2 separate regions of the Homo sapiens genome follow, and region 2 is linked to region 1. A link is an interaction called in ENCODE POLR2A ChIA-PET data of the cell type or tissue named here. Cell type or tissue: Panc1. All regions are shown on one strand. Each heading gives the region's core, and the rest is flanking DNA. Links, peaks and the distances in the headings are about the cores only.

Evidence for each region. ChIA-PET counts read pairs that join two places held together with the same protein. Peaks named below come from ENCODE experiments on the same cell type or tissue, not always from the same donor. Only the 100,000 strongest peaks of a DNase experiment are listed, where the experiment ranks them.
Region 2: POLR2A ChIA-PET joins it to region 1 with 5 read pairs; 6 of 35 experiments call an interaction of 5 or more read pairs at or near these places.

What each region holds. Positions count from the first base shown.
Region 1 is chr4:40,324,164-40,335,854 of GRCh38, forward strand. It overlaps CHRNA9 (cholinergic receptor nicotinic alpha 9 subunit), which reads left to right and starts at 11,170. Exons shown (of 5, transcript NM_017581.4): 1 at 11,170-11,368; 2 at 11,664-11,691. The coding sequence starts at 11,305. It overlaps LINC02265 (long intergenic non-protein coding RNA 2265), which reads left to right. Exons shown (of 4, transcript NR_121641.1): 3 at 2,547-2,747; 4 at 5,997-6,256. RefSeq lists an enhancer at 1,301-1,350. In Panc1, for the core only: no CTCF peak of the experiment used is centred there; no DNase peak of the experiment used is centred there; H3K27ac peaks cover 404 bases.
Region 2 is chr4:40,213,486-40,225,176 of GRCh38, forward strand. The region is part of intron 1 of RHOH (ras homolog family member H); the gene reads left to right. Among named protein-coding and RNA genes, the nearest start is that of RHOH, 22 kb to the left of the region's middle. In Panc1, for the core only: no CTCF peak of the experiment used is centred there; no DNase peak of the experiment used is centred there; H3K27ac peaks cover 1,176 bases.

The DNA of each region.
Region 1 (11,691 bases), core at 6,692-11,691:
GCAACTAATTTGGCATCATGGAACCCACTATTACTCCCTCTTTTCTTATAGTTTGAGGTTTCATTATAACTGCTAAGATTTTCTTCTACCTTGACCAAGAGAAGAAGGCTTGGGACTGAATCCTGAGAAATCCAACATTGAGGGAAGAAGCAGATGAGGAGGAATTGCGTAGGAAGTTAAGAGAAAAGCTGGAGTTTTCCTGCCGTGGAAACCCAGAGAAATGACTGTACTAAAATAAGTAGTGAGCACCTCACTGTGAACATTAGCCATGTTCCTATTGGGATTGTTATGAGTAGCAATTTTAAAATGAAGAACAAATGCTATCTTAGACGGGCTAGAGAAGCTCATGGAGTCTCATCACAGAGGTCTCTCCCAAGAGTCATTTTCCCGGACCTTTGGAAGAAGGATCGATGGTCCCCCACGGTGTTGAACGAAGTGCTTATTTGCAGAATTAACTCACAAAAATGTTAAATTCAGAGGAAATGGTCTGTTCACTGAAGTGTTACATTTTCTTCTGAGGGGTGAGGTGAGGATGTGAAGGGAAAGGATGACAACAAGCCGAGGTAAACTTACTTTGAAAGAATAGTACAACCTTCCCACTACTTTGTTTTCTGGGCCTCCCATAGCACTTCATGCACTGATTTTTTTTAAACATAAACAAAAGGTTTAAATATTGTTTTCAAAATTCCCTACCCAGGACTGGGCACGGTGGCTCACACCTGTAATCCCAGCACTTTCGGAGGCCAAGGCGGACGGATCACTTGAGGTCAGGAGTTCAAAACCAGCCTGGCCAACATGGTAAAACCTTGTCTCTACTAAAAATACAAAAAATAAAAAAAATTAGCCTGGCGTGGTGTTGCGCGCCTGCAGTCCTGGCTACTCGGGAGGCTGAAGCAGTAGAATCGCTTGAACCCGGGAGGTGGAGGTTGCAGTGAGCCGAGAGCGTGCCACTGCACTCCAGCCTGGGCGACAGAGTGAGACTCTGCCTCAACAAAAACAAAAACAACAAAAAATTCTCTACCCTAAAGAATTGGGTAAAATCCAGTCCTCCAAACCAGGGGAAGAGTTAGTTCCTGGAATACTCTATTTTGATCTTGCAGAATTATACTCCGTTAGAAATTAATCCAGATAAGATACGAGAAAACAATAAAGCAGGAACATTCTAGAAAGTGTATTGATTAGGACAACTTGACTCTAATAATCTATTTCTTAGCTTAAATCTGTTAATAGATTTGATTATCATAAGCACTTGGCTATTAGCCAGAAATCCTGGATAAATGGACGGATCACTGTAAATTTGGTATTTGAAGCTGTTATATTTCAAGCTGTTTTTTTTTTCTTTGTATGTGCTGTCTCTTTAGAGCTGGTTAAAAACAGCAGATTTCACATATGACGTTATCTGCAGTGCCCTGTGCAGAGGCCTGCAGGGAGTTTACAGAGACACCTGGTGGCTGAGAAGGTGAAGTACCTTGGCTTTGTCAGAAGATAAAGGATTTGAATTGTGTCTAAATTTGGTTTCTTTTTGTGGCTGAGAATTTCACTCCTTTCTTAATTATTTTAGTAGAATTGCACATTTAAAAAAATAGACTTTGATTTTTAAAGATTATTTTTAGAGCTTTCACTCTTTCTTTCTGAAAAAAATCATCAACCAGGTGAATTGACCAGTTCCATCAGCTGGGCTGAATCTCATCAGGGCCAGGACCAGAGTGAGGCAGGAGAGGCACTTGCTTCCAGTGCACATTTAAGGGGGAGCCAAAAATATTAGTAATGAATATAGATAAATTTTTTTGAGACAGGATCTCTATCTGTCACCCAGACCAGAGTGCAGTTGTGTGATCATAGCTTACTACAGCTTTAAACTCCTGGGCTCAAGTGATCCTCCTGCCTCAGCCTCCCCCATGTAGGAGGGACTGCAGGTACGCATCACCATGCCTGGCTAATTTAAAAGAACTTTTCTTTTCTTTTTTTGGTAGAGATGGGGGTCTCATTTTATTGCCCAGGCTGGTCTTGAAGTCCTGGCCTCAAGTGATCCTCCCACCTCGACCTCTCAAAGTGTTGGGATTACAAGCATAAGCCACCATGCTTGGCCTTAATACAATATTTCTAAACATCAAAATTAATGCAAAATATTTCATTATAAATAAAAATACCAAAGTTTAAAAACAGGATTAGTGGCTGGGCATGGTGGCTCATGCCTGTAATCCCAGCACTTTGGGAGGCTGAGGCAGGTGGATCGCCTGGGGTCAGGAGTTCGAGACCAGCCTGGCCAACATGGTGAAACCCCATCTCTACTAAAAATGTAAAAATTAGCTGGGTGTGGTGATGCATGCTTGTAGTCCCAGCTACTTGGGAGGCTAAAGGAGGAGAATTGCTTGAACCCTGGAGGTGGAGGTTGCAGTGAGCTGAGATCATGCCATTGCACTCCAGCCTGGGCGACAGAGAGAAATTCTGTCAAACAAACAAACAAACAAAAAACCAATAACAACAACAACAAAAAAAAACAGGATTAGTATTGCCAATATTCTCTCTCTCTTTTTTTTTTTCAGGCTCCAATATGGCTCAGAAAGGCACTGAGAAAACCTAGCCTTAGCTAGGCTAAGAGCCTAGCTTCTGGCCTGGCTTTTACGTGGTCAGCGGATGTGCGTCCATCCCCCTGCACTGGTTCCCCTTGTCCTTTCTGTGGCTCTCCTGGATTCCTCTCGTTCAGCTCCTTGGTGTACAGAGCCTATGTCAATGGCAATGGTGAGGTAAGTGAGAAGAAGAAACGGAGAAAGTTAAAAAGTGTCTTTGAGGAAAACACTTGGGAATAAAATCTTCCAGTTCTCCTGCTTTACCTTTCAGTACCCTCCCTGCTTCCTTCCAAACATGCTTCCAGAAGCAGGCACCTAGGCCATTCATACCCACGGGGCTGCTCTCGGCTAAGTAGGCCTAGCCGAAGAGACACTGAGGGCAGGTGGGCAGGTGGGGTGGGAGATGGAGCAGCGCGTTGCTGACTGGGAGAAAGCACCTCCTTGCCTCTTTTCAGTTTTAACATGTCCCTTTAGTGCCCACTTTCCAGAACAGGGCAGAGGATGGGGGAGCGGGAGATGAGTGAGGTCTTGGGGCCATGGGGCCATGCTGCTTCTAAGGGGGCAGAAGCTGTGGGAGAGGTTGGGGGCTGGTAGCTCTCAGAATAGCCTGGGAAGGGTATCAGCTGGGTTTGCACAGTGTTGTCTCCGAATCTCCCAGCTCCCCTTCTCTATGATTAGCATCCTTGAAGTAGCGTGCTACTGTTAACAGAAGAGCAGAGTGTGCCCCTTCTGCTTTTTCCCATGCTTGTCATTTGCCTAACTCTTACAATGTTAGCAGAGAGACAGTGTTTGCAACGAGCAGGGAAATATTGCACAATTGTGACTGCAGGGTCTGCTATGAGAAGAGGAAGCAGAGCCAGTGGGGTGAGAACCTCCTGGGATGAGAAGGGGTCGGAAACTCAAGAACAAAGGAAAATGTCTGAGAAGTCCCAAGGAGCAAGTGGGCTACCATTGAGGACAGAAATCTCCCATGGATGAGGTCTCCTCTGTGCAGCAAAGAAAGACCCCAGAAACAGGAGGAAGCCAGGAGATACTCACCCTATACCACACTGTACAGTTTTATAGCTTTCAAATATATTCCCTCAGGGGATTTCAGGGAAAATAGTATGCACCCTCTGACAAAGCACAGACATCAGAGCCCGCTACAGTCCCCAGATCACTCACTTGGACATACTGGATACCCTGGATCATATATCAGCTGCTCTCCTGACCCAGAAAACTGCATGTCTCTTATCACCCACTCATGTCTCTTCATGAACTTGGCTCTTCTGTTGGCAACTTTATGAGTTTCTTTTTACCAGTGGGTGCTTTCTGACTACCGTAGCCTGTGTGGTTTGGCAAGGGGAATCATAGTGGCATTCACTGAGAGTCTTGCTTTGTGCCAGGTGTGTGCTTGGTACTTTATCTGCTTTCTCTTGAATCCTCACAATAACCCTTTTGGGTAAAATATTATAATCTTCCTTTATACAAATGAGAAAATGAGACTCTGAGAAATAATTACTACTAACATGACTAGTAAGTGGTGGTCCTAGGACTTGAACTGGGGCCATAGGACTCCTCCTGTGTCCTTAGGTCCTTTCTGTTGCATTAGGTCAGCAGAGACATGGGGAGATGCCTCCACACCCTCCCCCTGCATCCTTGGCAGATGCTGCTAACTGGATTTGGTGGTTGTTTCCCTTGAGCTAGGACTATGTATAAGGGAAAAATTATGGTCCATGTTCTCAAGGAATTTTGCTTTGACATAGGTTAAAATATAACACAGCAGTAGACTGACAATGTAAGGCTGTAAATAACATCCTGGCCATGAGTGCTAAAAAAATCAGGTAAGCTTATGAATCATAGGAAATATACCCACCATTCTTTGTCTGAAAGCTGGCCTTTCCCTTACTTCTTAATTCCTTAGATTTCTCATTCTAGATATTACTCATTTATGCATCAACAAATATCCTCTAATATCCTCTCTGTATCTGGGAGAATAGCACAGAACATGACAAAGCCCCCACTTTTGTGGAACTTAATTTTAGTAGGGAGACAGACGATAACTACCAAGTGCAATGCATACATGCAGGTCAGCTGGTCCTAAGTGCGAGGAAGGGTGGATCCCAGAGATGGAGAGAGGGCTGGGATGTTACTCTACGTAACATCATCAGGGAAGGGCTTCTGATAAGGAGGCACTAGGCAGAACCCAGGAGGAAGAAGAAGGGGAGTCAGGAGGATATGCTAATGGTGCTCCAGGCAGAGGGAACAGAAGGAGGGGCGCAGTGTGCATGTGGAATGCAAGGAGGCCAGCACGGCTGGAGCTACATGAGCGAGGGGGAGAGTGTTGGAGAAGGAAAGTCGGGGGAGACATCACGTACGGCCTTGTAGTTGCCAGTAAGGATTTTGGCTTTTATTCCAAATAAGGTGAGAATCCACTGGAGAGAATCCACTGGGCAGAGGGGTGACATGATCAGATTTGTGTTTTAAGATGACCACCTGGCTGGGCTTGGTGGCATGTACTTGTAGTCCCAGCTATCTGGGAGGCTGAGATGGGAGGATCTCTTGAGCCCAGGAATTGGAGGCCACAGTGCACAATGATAATGAGGGAGTGCAGTGAATAGCTGCTGCACCCCAACCTGGGCAACACAGTGAGACCCCCATCTTATAAATTATTTAAAAATAGGCTGGTCATGGTGGCTCATGCCTGTAATCCCAGCACTTTGGGACTCTGAGGCAGGTGGATCGCTGGAGCTCAGGAGTTTGTGACCAGCTTGGCCAACATGGTGAAACCCTGTCTCTACTAAAAATACAAAAATTAGCCAGGCATGGTGGCAGGCACCTGTAATCCCAGCTACTTGGGAGGCTGAGGCAGGAGAATTGCTTGAACCTGGGAGGCAGTGAGCTGAGATTGTGCCACTGCACTCCAGCCTGGGTGACAGAGTGAGACTCCGTCTCAAAAAAAAAAAATTAAATTAAAAAAATAAAAATAGAAATAAAAAATAGATGAAATGAAATAAAATGACCGTCTGGCTCTTACCTGGAGAAGGGAATTCAGGGGCACCGTTGGCTGCTAGGAGGCAAGTGTGGTTGGTGCAGATGGCAGTCAGCAATGGCTTAGACCAGGAAGACAATAGGGAAGGTGGGGAGAGGCGGCTGGGTTCCCGATATGTTGTGAAGGTGGAACTGCTGGGATTCATTCACAGATTGGATGTGGGGTGTTCCAGGTTGAATTGCATCCTACAGAATTCACACGCTGAAATCCTAACCCCCAGTACTGAAGAATGTGACCATATTTGGAGATATGGTCTTTAAAGAGGTAATTAAGGTTAAGTGAGGTCACTGGGGCGGGACTAATTTCATCTGAGGAGACAACGGGTTTCGGTACAATCGGGGAATAGGGTCACAACCTAGAAACCAAACAGAACTCTGGGACTCTGTATCTCTTAGGGAAATTGCCAGAGCCCTGCCCTCCAGGCCTGTCCTTATTCATGGGGATCTGAGAAGAAGAGATTAGGACCCAGACATGCACAGAGGAGACCCTGTAAGGACACAAAGAGAAGACAGCCATCTGCAAGCCAAGAAGAAAGGCCTTGGGGGAAACCAGCCCTGCCCACACCTTGGTCTGGACTTCCAGCTGATTCTTGGATGAGCTGGTCCTTAGGCACGGAGGCAGGACTGTGAGAAAATAAATTTCTGTTTTTAATTCACCTGGTCTATGGTATTTTGTTGTGGGAGTCCAAGTAGACTAATACATGGGGTTTGAGAGAGAAGAAGCGAGGATGATGCGCAGGAGTTGGATCTGTTTGAAGTTAGGTTAGGAAAGTTCATTTCCTTCACGATGCCCAGAAGCACCAAGAGAGATTGTCCCGCTGGGTTTCACTCAGAAGAGTTTTCCAGTCCACTACACACCACTGACAGAGCCAGAGTACAGTGGGACAAGAGTGAGACACAGGCACATGCAGTCACAAAAGGAGAATCGGCTCCATGCCCAGTGTGATCACCTTCAGGTGCCCACACCATAATGAGCTCCGGTCCGACGTTCCTGTTGGCCCAGAGGTCCTCCTTCCTCCCCTTCCTGAATCGCTTTTGTTCTGATCTAACCTGCACTTCCCCAGGCCAATGGATTTGAGTACAGCTGGGGAAGGGAGTTGCTAGGATTTCTAGCAATCTAGAAACAAAACTGTGTTCTGGGACTCTGTACTTCTCAGTGAAACTGCCAGAGTTCTGCCCTCCAGTCCTGTCCTTATTCATGGGGACCCCAGAGAGACTCACTTGAACTTCTGACCCATTCCCCTGCTGCTCACCCTGCCAGCCCCTGGCCTGGCTGTAGCCACAGTTCCCACCATCACCTATATCTGGAAACTCTAATTCCTCATCCACGACACTATCACGGTCACCCTGTGGAAGTGAGGAGGCTTGCCCAGCCTCCAGACATCCAACAGGGTTGCTTCCTACTCTTTCCAGTTCTCTTACATTTCTGATTCCTTATTAGAAAGGGTTCTTCCATGCCCAGAGCCTCCGCTGGAAGGCAGTTTGAGTCTCACTGGCTGAGCTGCAGTGGGAGTCAGCCCTGGCCCTGCCATGCGTCTGCGCATGTCAAGCTCTTTTCCCTGCAGGCTTTGCCCCTTCTTCATCTGGAACGCTGTTTCCTATTGCAATTTTCATGAGCAAAGTGGATTTATGGATCTGTTTATCTATGTCAGGGGTCAACAAACTATGCCCTGCCACCTATTTTCGTAAATAAAGTTTTATTGGAACATAGCCACACATTCATTTTGCTATAGGCTGCTTTCATAGTACAATGGCAGAGAAGAGTAGTTGGTACAGAGACCATATGGCCTGCCAAGATGAAAATATTTACTATCTAGCTCTTTGCAGAGAGTTTGCCAATCTCTGTGACGGAGTTAGATTGTGTAACTCTCACAAAATGGATAAGAGGATTAAAAAGACTACTGCAGAAATAAGTAAGTAAATAAATAAATCCACGGTGGACTGACAATAATATTAACATCACAATAAAAAAGGACAACAAGAAAATAGTAGGACTGATATTCTTCCACCCACAGTACAAATTGCTTGTCACATAAAACAATTATCCTCTAACCAGGTCTGTCAAGAAGTTGGGAGAGAGATTGGGTGAGGGAGAGAGATGGAAGGGGGAGAGGAAGAGGGGAGGAAAAATAAATAAATTAAATAAATAAATATATAAATAAACAAATAGTGGCATTGAGCTACAAATGACATGCTTAGCATGTCATTTTCCCCTTTAATGATCATTTATCCAGCAATTTTATGGTCAAGCACTATTTTTAGGGTTCCACATGCATTAACTGATTCAGTCCTCAAAACAACCCCAAGAGGTAGGCACTATTTATAATTGTCCCCATTTTATAGATGAAGAAACTGAGGTCGAATAATCTGGCTGAGCTTACACAGCTAGTAAGTGGTGGGGTTGGACTTGAATCCAAGCAGTTCAACTCCAGGGTCTGTGCTCTTAAACTCTACATTATACTGCTTTTGATCAAGAATACGAAGTGGCTGGGCATGGTGACTCACCTGTAATCCCAGCACTTTGGAAGGCTGAGGCAGGTGAATCACGAGGTCAGGAGTTCAAGACCAGCCTGGCCAAGATGGTGAAACCCCATCTCTACTAAAAATACAAAAAAAAAAAAAAAAAAAAAAAAAAAAAAGCCGGGCGTGATGGCAGGTGCCTGTAATACCAGCTACTTGGGAGGCTGAGGCACAGAATTGCTTGAACCCAGGACGTGGAGGTTGCAGTGAGCTGAGATCACGCCACTGCATTCCAGCCTGGGCAACAGAGCAAGACTCAATCTCAAAAAAAAAAAAAAAAGAAGAAGAAATAGAAAACAAAGACAGAAGTAAACCCTAAAATGTTTGGAGAGTGGTGCCATGGGCAGCCCTTTTGGCATGACTTTGCGTCCTAACTACCAATCTTATCCTAAACTCTGGTGCAAGGTGAAGGAATTCATGTAGCTGTCTTTTAAAGGAGCTTTGAGGGGGTTTTTTTGTTTGTTTGTTTTGTTTGTTTGTTTTTCAAGACACATATCTAGGATAAATCCAGCAAATTTAGAAAGTAGAAGTGAAATAGGTCCTTGGGGATGGCATCCCATTGAGGTATCTCCTGCCATTTCAGTGAGTTGTGAAGCATTGGTTAGCATGCGTCATGGCTCTGAGTGCCTAGGACAGCACTCCTCTGTGAAGAGCCCAGCCTCCTGGGGAGGTTGAGGGTCTCTGGCATGGTTCTTGGTGGAGAGTCAGCATCCTTTACCCACCTTCCTGTGGGGCAGATCGAAGTCCCACCTGCCCTTGGCTGAAAGGAAGTGCATTCCCAAGCCTCCTAAAGGCACACTTGACCTTGATTTCCTCTGAGCTTCCTCACCAGATGAACTGGTGTTGTGTAAGGAGCACTGTATTGAGTCAGGACGATGGGTTATGTCCTTGCGAAGGCTTCTGACCTCTCTAGTCCTCAGTTTCTTTATCTGTAACATGAGTGACCTTAGCTAGATGGTCCTCAAAGAGCTCTTTACAGGTTAGAAGTGCTCTGATCCTGTACTTAATGAAATGGAGAAAATATTCATGCCATATTCATTTGCAGGGAAAAAATCCTTTGCAAAACATGATGTTTGACTCTTGTAATTTTTGTTTTAAAAAACACATGTAGCAGAATGAAGGTATTTGTTCTTCCCATCCCCACTCTGCTGCTGGGCAGAGGATATTTTAGCCATAGAATTCACTAGGATTCTTTGTCAGACAGGACTCTATTCTAAGGAATGGGAGCACTGCCATCATCCTCCTGGAATGGAGTCAGGGATGCCCCCCAGGACACTGGACCCCAATGGGCAAAGGTTCTCAGCAGCTTCAACCTAAAAGAGGCCCCTGAGGGGAGAAGGGACCCTGAAGGGAGGGGAGTGGTATAGGAAGGGAAGGGACACCATTCAAGGTAGGCCCTGTGTCAACTACAATTCAACCCTGTGAGTGCTGTAAGGAATCCAAGACATATGAGGTAAAGATCCTCTACACACAAGGAAGTCACCACCCAGCTGGCATCAAAAGCCATATTGATGAAAGACAACGAGAAGGAAGAGATGCATTGTTAGTGTTGCAGGGAGCACAGTGGATTGGGGCAGGTGGCCTGGATCCTGTCTCTGGCCGATCACTGCTGGAGGGAAGCCACTCTGCATCCCTGGGCCTCAGTTTCCTCATATAGAAGTGAGGCATTAAACTCAATTTCAAAATTACCTTCTGCCTCTGAGATTCTGGAGCGGATGGTTTGCTGAAGGAGGACTGAGCGTGGGCACCCGGAATTGTGTCATTTGATGAATGAGTCAGACTAGGGGCGTCAGAAAAATAATGTCTTCACAATCAACACAATGGGATAGGCAATTAAGAAACACTTTGCCGATGGCTTGAGTGTCTGTTCCACTCAGAGGATACATTCCCGAAGAGGGATGGGGTGACTCATCAGGCGGCTGTAACCTGATGAAACAGAGCTATCCAATTTCCTCGCTCCAATTCCAGGCAACCAAATTATCTTAATATGGTTTTCCAAAGCAGTTTCCCCAGGCAAGAGGAGAGACAGACATGAGTTTCCAGACTAAGCAGCAATTGAAAATTGACATTTTTTTATAGGAGTAAAATTATATCACATATGAGAAATGACTGAAACTTTATATGAAGTAGCATTCAAATGCAAAGGGTGTCATCATTAGCAATATCACCATTGGTTATTATTCTCATGCTGATTTGGTCAGCCTTTGAACCAGTTTTTCTTTTTTTTTTTCGAGCTGGTAAATCCTGGGTGACTTGGTGAGTATAGAAATTCTGGGTATGCAAAGCTGATCAAAGATGATAATTACTGATATTTAGAAAGTGCTTTCACATACAGTTATCTCAGTAGCTCTAGAGAGAGAAAATATTATTTTCCCCAGTCTGTAGTTCTGGAAGGCTCAGAGAGGTTAGGTGACTTTTACAGAATAATAGAGCTCGTCAGGGTTTGGCTGGCAGTCAAACCCAGGTGGTCAAGTCCAAATCCAACTCACAGTGTTGCTGCTTCTTAAGCGAGTGATTATCCGCCCATCCAGCACACCCCCTCACATATATACTCACAAACATTTACTATGCAAGATCCATGCCCAGTGGGACAGCTGCAGGAGGGATCAGAAGCTGAGGCAGAGAAAAAACCAAAATGCCAATATATTCTGGAGATCATAGAACCGTGTCTCTTTCCCTCTTCAAATGCTGCTAAAAGCACGTAGAGTCTTTCTGGACAGCCGTCCCATGGCTCAGTCTTTTAGGCTTCCCTTAGTCCCTGGACTCAGGCTGACTCTGCTCATGGTGGGTGTAGAAATCTCCCATTCTGCTTAGATGGAGTCTCTGGGGTGTCAGGCATACCCCTGTTGCCTGCATCTACCTCCTTTTCTGTCTGGTTGTTTCTGCTGAGGGTGGCTAGGGACCCTCAACTGAGATGGCCCCCCACAACAGCACTGTTGGACCTAACACACCCTGGGTTCCCGGCTTCTCAGCCACTGGAGCTGCCAGTCTCAAATTACCGGAGGGGAGGGAGGGCAGGCCTGGATCTCAGGATCTCGGTCCTGCATGCAATGCAAGCCTGAGCTCTCCCGCCATAAGGCTGCAGCGGTGTGGGCTCCTTGTGCCCAGATCCTTTGTATTCATAGGGGGAAGTGGAAGACCACGCTGCCTGACTGAGACTTTATTATAGAGGCTCAGGAAAAAGATGAACTGGTCCCATTCCTGCATCTCCTTTTGCTGGATCTACTTTGCTGCTTCCAGACTGAGAGGTGAGAGGCTGGTGACACGTAACCTATCTTGTCTCATCTGGGGCTATTGCTTTGGTGGGAGGTGGGGCAGGACAGGGAAGACAAAACAGATGATTCAACCGCATGGAAGTGTTCTGTGCTTCCTACTGACTCTGATCTTGGTAGGGCATGCCAGAAAAACAACTCATCCATCCACCCAAAGCTTGTCCCTCGCCAGTGTTGGGCCATCCCCCATTTTAGACCTCAGTCTTGTGTTGTTTGTCTTGAAATACACACAACACTCTGAATGTTAATCCAGATCCCTCTTGTTGAGTAGCTGCAGAGACGGCAGATGGAAAATATGC
Region 2 (11,691 bases), core at 3,633-8,632, 110 kb before region 1:
GATTTAGTAAGATTTCTTCATACAAAACAAAACAAAAATTCTCTAAAAAAAATCCTTGTTAGGGTCTGGTTAAGACAACTAATAACAACAGATGTGAGGGCATAGTTCCTAGTTACCAAAGAATCGCTCTGGTGAGAGAGGAGTGGAGGCAAAAATTCCAGATGGTACCTGGGTAGCGATTGCACTCAGATGGGTCATCTGAGGACAGCTGCCCTAGACCGCTGCTCCTGAGCCTCTCCATTGTAATTTTCCTTCTTCTAGTTCCTTTTTAAAAATTTTTCTTTTTTGTTGAGATAGAGTCTTGCTCTGTCTCCCAGGCTGGAGTGCAGTGGCATGATCCCCAGTCACTGCAACTTCCGCCTCCCAGGTTTAAGTGATTCTCCTGCTCAGCCTCCTGAGTAGCTGGGATTACAGGTGTGTGCCACCACGCCCGGCTAATTTTTGTATTTTTAGTGGAGACAGGGTTTCACCATGTTGGCCAGACTGCTCTCAAACTCCTGTGCTCAAGTGATCTGCCCGCCTCAGCTTCCCAAAGTGTTGGGATTACAGGTGTGAGCCACTGTGCCTGGCCTAGTTCCTTTATTTTAAAAGCTTAAATGCATGAAGCATACAGTACTGTGAAGACTTGCTTGATGTGATGCAGGTTCCTTAATCTCCTCCTTTGCTATTTGGTTCGCAGATGGTGGTACGGGTGGCACTTTGGGGAAGGCGGGGCGGAAGGAAGCTTTCTGATGAATGTTTGCACAGTATACGAGAAGGTTACAAGATATGGGCATCATGCACAGGTGGCGAGGTGGTTAGAGAAAGGTAGATGGTGTTTGGGGATTACCCTCTGGTACATTTCAATTCACTTTGGGGTTATGAGATTTCAGAAGGTTAGCTAATGCTTACGTCCTGGGGTGGGCTCTTTTGTATTTCTTTGTTGTCTCTTTTTTATTTTTTAGAGACAGAGTTTTACTATATTGCCCAGACTGGTCTCAGACTCCTGGCCTCAAGCGATCCTCCCACCTCAGCCTCTGAGTTACAATTGTCTCTTGAAAGTAATTTCAGGTAGGCTTGGGGCTACCAAGGCAAGCCTAGGGAAGCCTACTACATGAAGAGGATTAGAGTCCTCTGGAGAAGTTGGATTCATATGAAGAGATACTAATCAGAAAGTTGGGAGTTAGTCATCCATGGAAAACAGGCATGTTTGAGAATCATATTCTGGCAGTGCCCATCCATGCATTATCAGTGGAGAGAGAACCTTGGCTAATGGACTTCCCCAGTTTTGATCCCATGGATAAGACCATGGGGGAGAGGGTAAGGCTTAGGCTAATGCATATTCTTGGATCATTCAGTCACCTCCTTCCACTCTGAGTCCCTGTTGACCAGGGAATGTCTTGGTGTCATAGCTTGGCTTTCCAATGGCTCTCCCCGTGGGGAAAGAATACACAGGCTGTGTTGATGGTATTCTAGTCCTGACGAGAGCTGCGTTTCTCATGGTCAGCAAATGAATTGGCATCCGATATATAAGCAAATCTTGTGACTGTAAAGTCATATACTTTCTTGTTAGTTGAGGGAATCAGATTTCTGAGGGTAAGAGGTGAAGCCAAGAACATGGCAAATTCATTATCTTGATAAAAACTACCCGGTAAGGCTGCCCATTTTCTTTCAAACTGCAACACCATATGTCCAGCGAGGTTCCTCTTACGAGACATCAGGGGTATCAGGAGTGGGTGCCAAGCTGGAGTCCTGAGAATGAGGGAAATAGGAGACCATGAGTTTTGAGCACCACCGCAATTTCTCTTCTCCTTTTGTCCCTCTTGCTTTAGGTAGTAATGCATGCCTTAAGATAATAAAAGGTCTGTCTTTGTGGGCTCTTCATTGCCATAGAAAAATGATTGGTATGAGTTTCCCAAGGCCTCGGATAAAAATATTTCTTCAGAGAGGGTTTTGAAAACTTATGCCAGTTACCTGGGTGGACTCCAATCTTTCAAGCACTGTGTGTCTTTTCCTGGTCCTCCCTCGCTCCCTCCTTCCTTTCCTTCCTTCTCTAAACAGAGTCTAAGGTAATGCCCCTCTCCAGTTTCTTGGGATAGGGAAGGGGGTGGAATTACTTCTGACTCACCCTTACCCTTATGGTGTACCCTTTGGGGTTCTGGCTAAAATATATGTATTGGGAAGTGGGACGCAGTGGCTCACGCCTGTAATCCCAGCACTTTGGGAGGCCAAGGCGGGTGGATCACTTGAGGTCAAGAGTTCAAGACCAGCCTGGCCAACACCCATCTCTACTAAAAATGCAAAAATTAGCCTGGTGTGGTGGTGCATGCCTGTAATCCCAGCTACTCAGGAGACTGAGGCATGAGAATCGCTTGAACCTGGGAGGTGGAGAGGGTGGTGAGCCAAAATCACGCCACTGCAGTCCAGCCTGGGTGACAGAGCGAGACTCTGTATCAAAAAACAAACAAATAAGTAAAATATATATATTGGGGTCCATTAGTTTTTCCACCCTGGGTGGACTCTGACCTTTGACTTCTGTCATCCTTGCCCCATGAAGCCATCGGAACTGCAGCTCGTTTTCCGCTTTTTCATCGCCATTTCTTTCAGCTGACAAATGCTGTTTACCTCACTGGCTTCTCCTTTATTCTTAGGTTTTGGCCTGACAGTTGCTATTTTTTTTTTTTTTTTTAGCTCTTTGATACTTTTAAGAAAATGGTTTTTAGGCCATGCACAGGGGCTCATGCTTGTAATCCCAGAACTTTGGGAGACCGAGGTGGGTGAATTGCTTGAGCTCAGGAGTTTGAGACCAGCCTGGCCAACATGGTGAAACCCCGTCTCGATTAAAAATACAAAAACTAGCCGGGCGTGGTGGCAGGTGCCTGTAATCCCAGCTACTCCAGAGGCTGAGGCAGGAGAATTGCTTCAACCCGGGAGGCAGAGGTGGCAGTAAGCCGAGATCGCACCACTGCACTCCAGCCTGGGCGACACAGTGAGACTCCATCTCAATAAAAAAAAAGAAACAAAAAATAAAAACATAAGGACTTTTGACAAAAATATGATTCTTTAGGCAAGAGGTTTATTTCTCTAAGTGTCAGTTTCTCTGAAAACTTTGAGGATTGGATTGGATATAAATTTCCCCAAGCACAATGTGTGTACCAATGGTGGGAAACAAGATCTTTTTAGGGCAAGCATTTAAAAAATGTTTTTAGTAGGTATATGTTTCTTTGAATGTTTTCAGAAAAAAATTATAAGTGACAATCAAATCTATGATTTCATCTATTTAATTGCTTAGGACAAGGCCATATGAGTTCACTTAGAGTTGATTTTTAAAACATACCACATAAATGATAGTTCAAATATGGTTATCAGATGACTGAAATTTGGGGGCAGGATTAGAAGATGATCTTTCAGATTTTGACTAACTTGACTATTCTGGTCTCAATGACGAAAGGAAACAAGTTCCCATAAGTCATTACAGTGGAATCCAATGATATTATCCAAGAAACCAATATTCCTAGGATCTTAGTTCTCCTAGAAATCTTTCTAGCATGCTGAGCAGGATGGGTTGGACACAGTCCAAATCACTGGAATATTACAAATTTAAAAAATTGTTTTGAGTGGTGTGTGAAAGAGACCTGCTCTGAGGACTTCTAGAATGAGTGAGAAGGGAACTTACAGACCTACTGAGACTTGCTCCTCTGTCAGATGTGGCAGGAGGGTCGGGGTCTTGGAGTTGTTCAAGTAATTTCATCAGTTAGGGGTTAATCCTGACCCAGGATCCAGTCCTGCTGGGCCATACTTTCTTAAAGTGACTATCCAGTGACACTAGCAAATGTTACCTCTTCCCGGGAAGAAATGACAGGATGTGTTTGTATTTTCTTTTACAAAGGATCATGCGATTTTATTTTTACTTTTTTTTTGTTATAGAAGTGGTATATGTCTGTGAAGGAAACTCAGAAAACATAGATAAGCACACACAAAAAATTTGTAATTGCACCAGTATGAGCATTGTTAAAATCTTAGTATAGTTTCTTACTTTTTTCCTCTCTCTATTTTTACTAAAAAATCAGGATTACGTTGCACATACCGATTTGAACTTGCCTTTCTTTGATCCATATAACAATGTTGTCACATACTTTTCCCCACATTATTAAATATTGTTCTACAATAGTAAGGAATTCAATGATAAAAGAGGCATATTGTCTTCCTCCCACCTTATACAAGTTATTTTGTGTGGCAGCTTGACTTGTATTTTAGAAGTAGAGACAAATTAAGGCAAAAATAAATAGAAATGGCAAATTAATTCCACAAGGAGTGTGTTTTCTGAAAGTCCCTGCTGCTAGAAACGGAATTAGGATTATGCCTCCTGGTTTCAAACATGTCGATAATAGCTGTGTGTGCTACTCGAGTGGCGTCAAAGATGGATGTCCAACTCCATATTGGAGCTGTGGGTAACCTAGTGACAGCCACAAATCACCCTTCTAAGAGCAGATGGTCAGGGAGCACCTTTCCAGTTTAGAGCATATACCAGTTGCTCTCCTGATGGACATCTGGTCCATGATATTTGACTGTTTTAAGGTATGGAGTGCTTTGTACAAGGTACAAAACTTCTGTCCTTGGTATGAACATTTGGGAGGCAAGTGAGTGATAATGACCCACGGCTGCCTTTTTGTCCGGCAAAGCACGAGGATGCTTTGGAGAACGGAAGGATTTCATCGAGTCCAAAGGACACTCACCTCTAGGCCTCTCAGCCTCCTTGGCCACGTGGTTGTTCTGCTACTGAGAGTCTGCAGATGAGCTGGTGGTTTCTCCAAGCTTCCGAGAGCTCTCTCAGGTATTTATTATATGCACGTTCTGTCTACAATGACCAGTGGACTCTAAACTGGGCTGGAACATGTTCCCAGGAAAACATGCCCAAATTCTGTTCTACCTTGTGTAAATCTAAGACAGGGGCTACTGAACACAGTCTTGGAAATCAGACACGTGCTAGGGCCCCCTGTGCTTAGCTCGGCTAATGAGCCCAGGCTGAGGGCTTTTTTGCAGGCATGCCAAAAAATGCAGGGCCAAGGCTGGGGGTGGAGAGGTAAGGCTAGGGAAGTCAAGGAAGGCATGAGGAACAGCTTGGGAGGGGAAAAAGTTCATCTGGTGGCAGGAGCTTTAGGCTCTCTCTGCTCCTTCACCCTTTTCTCTGTTCAAATCTGCTCTCAAGGCAGCATGTGATATTGATGGTTCACAGAAACATGAACTACCAGCCTTGGAGGGGCCCTGAGAGCCCATCTAGTTCAATGCCTCATTTTGCGGATGAAAAAACAGGTTTGGAGTGGCTAAATGGCGTAAGCAAGGTCGTGTCACTAGGAGTAGAGCTGGGATTCAAGCCTGATGGTCAGTCCAGGGCTCTGATCACCACAAGCTGCCTCTATATACAGTATAGTGAGAAAGTCTCAACCACCACATTGACTCTTCATTTATATTTAATATTATATTTGTATTTTAAGATTGATCCATAATGGAAGGAATTGTTTAGTCCTGTACTAAAGGAATTTAGAAAGAGTTGGGTGACTCAATCTACTGATAAGGAAAAAGATTTACAATCTATTACTAAGTGAGAAAGGCATCATGGAGTACAGTATAGTATGCTGTAGTTTGTATATAAAAATGTGTGTGTGGCTGGGCGCGGTGGCTCACGCCTGTAATCCTAGCACTTTGGGAGGCCAAGGTGGGTGGATCACCTGAAGTCAGGAGTTTGAGACCATCCTGGCCAACATGGTGAAACTCCATCTCTACTAAAAATACAAAAATTAGCTGGGCATGGTGGCACATGCCTGAAGTCCCAGCTACATGGGAGGCTGAGGCAGGCGAATCACTTGAACCCAGGAGGCGGAGGTTGCAGTGAGCCGAGATCGCACCACTGCACTCCAGCTTGGGGACAGAGTGAGACTCCATCTCAAAAAAAAAAAAAAAAAAAGTGTGTGTGATAATTATACACATACATTCATATATATATGCATGTGGATTCATGTAATAATGTAATAGCTTTGGAAAAATGCATGAGAAACTTAGTCTGATGGTTGCGTCTGGGAAAATGGCCTGGGCACCATAGGAGGGAGGTATATTTTTCACTTTTATACTTTTAAAATGTTACTATAGGCATGTAATCACTATTCAAAAAATGTAAAAACATTTAAAGATGCCATGTGAGCTCAAATAAGGGAGAAATATATTGCTTATTGGGAAGGCCTCATACAAGAGGTAGCATCTGAGCTGGGCTCTGGGATGGGTAGAAGTTCACCAGGAAGAGCCAGGGCAGGAAAGCTTGCAGCAGCAGGATTGAAGCTGTCAAAGCAGGAAAGACCAGGGAGAGTGTCAGCAATGTTGCATAGTCTGGAGAAATTGCAGCAAAGTAGTATGCTGTTGTTTGAATATAAAAATGTGTGTGTAATTATTATATGCATTCGTACTTACAGCATGTGAATTTATGTAATAATGTAATAGCTTCAGAAAAATGCATGAGAAACTGCATTGGCTAGGTAAAGCAGGGACAGGGCCGAGGAGAAAAGTAAAGAGAGAGAACTCGGCTGGATGGAGGTTATCTTATACTTAATATGGCATAAAGGGCTTTTTACAAATTGGCCCCATTGTCCCTTTCCAACATCATCTTCCACCTGTGCTTCAGCCACCATAGCCAGCTGTCTATTCTCCAAATACCCACGTGCACACCTGGGCACCAGCCGCTTCCTCTGCCTGCATGCGGTCCACCAGTCCTATTTCTTTCTCTCCTCCAAGACCAAGTTCAAATGTTCCTCCTCTCCCCCTCCCCACCCCACCACCCTGGAAGATTTTAACACTCTGTCCTTAGTGTTCTCTTGGCATTTTGCATTTACCTTTATTATAGAACTTGGCTGTTTAAATTTTAATTTTTTGCAGGACGAACCGGAGAGTGAGGTCATTTATACGCAGAACATTGCGTCTCCTCTCTTTAATTTAGCATTTTATTCTCTGAGGTCCTAGCTATATGGTACTTTATGGTGATGAAGTACAGCCACACCATTCTGCCTTTGTGTGGCCATTGCATGACCTCTCCAAATGAAATCATTTCTTCTATAGAGAAAAAAAAGTGAGGATCAGAGACATTATTAACTAAGTAAAAAAAAAAATTTTTTTAACCTCTGGGCCTAGTCTAAACTACATTAACATTTTCTTTATTATCTTCTGCCCCATTAGGCTCCTTAAAAGTAGGCCTAGTTTAAAGACAATTAAAGGCAGATATTCTGTCCCTTTTTTTAGACTTCTATGGATTTGAAATGTCATGTTAATAGAACACTATATATGCGTAAGCAATGAACTGAACCATTAAAAAAGAATTTTGCTCTGGAATATCCTGGTAGTTTCAGGGTCATTATATATTTGTTTTGCTCAGTTTCTTGATCTTTCTGATCCTTAATCAGAAGCTGAGCATCTAAGGAAATATTTTATCCTATTGCTATGTATCTATAATATTATCTGTATAAAAAGTACATATGTCTATATTTCAAAAGAAGATTGAAAAAATTAAGAAAATCTGAATAAACTTGTGTTCTTAGATTATTCCTCTTTGTTCCTCTTCTCCCTTAGGCAATTGAGGGAGTAACTGCTATGTTCCTAGTACAATTTATTCTATAGAGGGACATGTGAAAGGTGAGCTGAGAATTCCCAGTAAATCTCGATTTACCCATCATTGCAGAGACCTTTCCTCTGCCTGGGCCAATGTCCTTCTCGGCAAGGGAAGATAGATCGCACCAGACAAAGTTTGGACATTTATCTTTCTACATAAATGGAAAACCCTTCCCAGATTGTTCAACTGGTTGCTTTTTTTCAGTTACTAATACAGGAATACCTCATTTGATTGCGCTCCACAGATATTGCATTTTACACAAACTGAAGGTTTGTGGCAACTCTGTGTTGAGCGAGTCTATCGGCACCATTTTCCCAACAGCGTATGCTCACTTCATGGCTCTGTCACATTTTGGTAATTCTCAAAATAATTCAAACGTTTTCATTATTATTGTATCTGTTATGGTCATCTGTGATCAGTGATCTTTGATGTTACTGTTGCAATTGTTTTGGGGCACGATGAATCATGCCCATATAAGATAGCAAACTTAATGGATAAATGTTGTACGTGTTCTGACTGCTCCGGCTGTTCCCCCACCTCTCTTCCTCCCTTTGGGCCTCCCTATTCTCTGAGACACAATGATATTGAAATTAGGCCAGTTAATAAACCTATAATGGCCTCTCAGTGTTTAAGTGAAAGGAAGAGTCATGTGTCTCTCACTTTAAATCAAAAGCTAGAAATCATTAAGTTTAATGAGGAAGGCATGTTGAAAGCTGAGAGAGGCCGAAAACTAGGTCTCTTGCCAGTTAGCCAGGTTGTCAATGCAAAGGAAAATTTATTGAAGAAATGAAAAGTTCAACTCCTGGGAACACATGAATGATAAGGAAGTGAAACAGCCTTACTGCTTGGACAAAGCTTTAGTGGTCTGGGTAGAAGATCAAACCAGCTATACAATTTCTTTAAGCCAAAGACTAATCCAGAACAAGGCCCTAACTTGCTTCAATTCTATGAAGGTTGAATGAAGTGAGGAAGCTGCAGAAGAAAAGTATGAAGATAGCAGAAGTTGGTTCACTAGGTTTAAGGAAAGAAGCCATCTTCATAACACCAAAGTATAAAGAGAGGCAGCAGGTCCTGATGAATAAACTACAGCAAGTTATCCAGAAGATCTAGCTAAGGTCATTGATGAAGGTGGCTACAGTGTACAATAGAATTTTCAATGGAAACAAAATGGCCTTCTATTGGAAGAAGATGCCATCTAGGACTTTCACAGCTAGTAAGAGGTCAATACTTGGCTTCAAAGCTTCAAAGAACAGGCTGACTGTCTAGTTAGGGGCTAATGCAGCTGGTTGCTTTAAGGTAAAGCCAGTACTCATTTACCATTCCAACAGATCCTAGGGCCTTAAGAATTATGCTAAATCTACTTTGCCTGTGCTCTATAAATGGAACAACTAAAGCCTGAATGACAACACATCTATTTACAGCAATGTCTACTGAATAATTTAAGCCCACTGTTGAGACCTACTGCTCAGGAAAAAGATTCCTTTCAAAATATTACAGCTCATGGACAACGCACCTAGTCACCCAAGAGCTCTGATGGAGATGTACAAGGAGATTAATGCTGTTTTCATGCCTGTTAACACAATATCTATTCTGCAACCCATGGATCAAGGAGTCATTTCAACTTTCAAATCTTATTATTTAAGAATACATTTTGTAAGGCTATAGCTGCTATAGATAGTGATTCCTTTGATGAATCTAGGCAAAGTAAATTTAAAATCTTCTGAAAGGATCTACCATTTTAGATGCCATTCAGAACATTTGTGATTCATGGCAGAAGGTCAAAATAGCAACATTAACTGGAGTTTGGAAGAAGTTGATTCCAAGCCTCATGACTGACTTGAGGGATTTAAGATGCTAGTGGAGGAAGTAACTGCAGATGTGGTAGAAGGAGCAAGAGAGCTAGAATTAGAAGAGGAGGCTGAAGGTGGGACTGAATGTCTGTAATCTCATGTTAAAATTTAATGTATGAGGAATTGCTTCTTACAGATGAGCCAAGAAAGTAATTTCTTGAGACAGAATCTACTTCTGGTGAATATACTGTGAAAACTGTTGAAATGGCAACAAAAGATTTAGAATATTACATAAACTTACTTGATAAAGCAGTGGCAGGGTTTGAGAGGATTAGCTCTAATTTGCAAGAAGTTCTGCTGTGGATAAAATGCATTTCATGCTACAGAGAAATCTTTCATGAAAGGAAGAATCAATCAGTGTGGCAAACTTCATTGTTGTCTTATTTTAAGAAATAGCCACAGCCACTCCAACCTGCAGCAACCACTACCCTGATCAATTGGCAGCCATCAACATTGAGGCAAAAAGATTAGGACTTGCTGAAGGCTCAGATGATTGTTAGCTTTTTTTTTTTTTTTTTTTTTTTAGAGAGGGTCTTGCTCTGTTGCCCAGGCTGGAGTGCAGTGGTGCAATCATAGCTCACTGTAGCCTCCCGGAGTCAAGTGATCCTCCCACCTCAGCCTCCTGAGTAGCTGGGATTACAAGTGTGCATTACCATACCTGGCTAATTAAAAAAAAATTTTTATCTAGACAGAGTCCCATTGTGTTGTCCAGGCTGTATTGTTAGCATTTTTAAGCAATAAAATATTTTTAAATTAAGCCATGTATACTTTTAGACATCATGTATAGTGTAAACATAACTTGTTTTTTTTTTTTTTTTTTTTTTGAGATGGAGTTTCGCTCTTGTTGCCCAGGCTGGAGTGCAATGGCACGATCTTGGCTCACTGCAACTTCTGCCTCCTGGGTTCAAGCAATTCTCCTGCCTCAGCCTCCCAAGTAGCTGGGATTACAGGCATGTGCCACCATGCCTGGCTAAGTTTGTATTTTTAGTAGAGACAGGGTTTCTCCATGTTGGTCAGGCTGGTCTTGAACTCTCGACCTCAGGTGATCTGCCTGCCTCGGCCTCCCAAAGTGCTGGGATTACAGGCTCGAGCCACTGCTCCTGGCCAACATAACTTTTATGTGCACTAGGAAACAAAAAAAACTGTGTGACTCACTTTATTGCAAGATTCACTTTATTGCAGTGGTCTGGAACTGAACCCGCGATATCTGTAAGGTATGTCTGTATATCATACCCTTCCTGGGCAATACGAACAGGCTGACCTAATTCCTTCTAATGCTGAGTGGATTCTATCGAATGGATATGGCATAATTAATTTAACCCCTGCGTCTTAATGGACCTTTCAGATCTTTCCAGTTCTTTTTTTGCTGTCGTGAATAATGTAGCAATGGAAATTCTTGCATATCTTGACTACTTGTGTAGACACATCAGTACAACGTGTTGAAAGAATTGGAATTGCTGGATTAAAAGGTCTCCGCATTTAAAAGTTTAATAGATACTGGCAAGGACTTAAAGGATGGAGTGGTGCAAGGGGTCCCCCCTAAGTACAGGAAGTAAGGGGGTATATCATTTATATAGAATTTTAAAACAGTAATAAAACCAGTGTGGGTCTGTTTTTTATTATCACCATGCGCTGGCAGTGAAAAAGTCAGAGTAAGTTCTTAATGGTGTGTACAGCTTTCACTAGAGCTTTGGGGCCAAGTTGCATCTTCAGCTTCTATGGCACAGCATAGTCCTGAGTTTAAGCTGCAGATTAGACATAAACAATGATAGCACAGTGATTGTAGAAACCCCGGAACAGAACTCGAGTTACCTCAATTCCGTTATTCTCTCAGAGTTTTGTATTTAAATTTGAAACAACAAAGGAGAATGCAAACTACAAAGTATAATTAATGCTGATTGGTAAGTGCAAGTTTTAATTCATACATGAAATATCTTACTGAATTATTGTTATTATTTTTTAGAGACAGGGTCTCACTTTGTCATCCAGGCTGGAGTGCAGTGTTGTGATCATGGCTCACTGCAGCCTTGATCTCCTGGGCTCAAGCCATTCCCTGTCTCAGCCTCCTGAGTAGCTAAGGCTACAGGTACATGCTACCATGCCCAACTAATTAAAAGAACTTTTTGGTAGAGATGTTTGTTCATTTTTGTTTTTTGTTTGTTTGTTTTCAGACAGTCTCACTTTGTCACCTAGGCTGGAGTGCACTGGCGA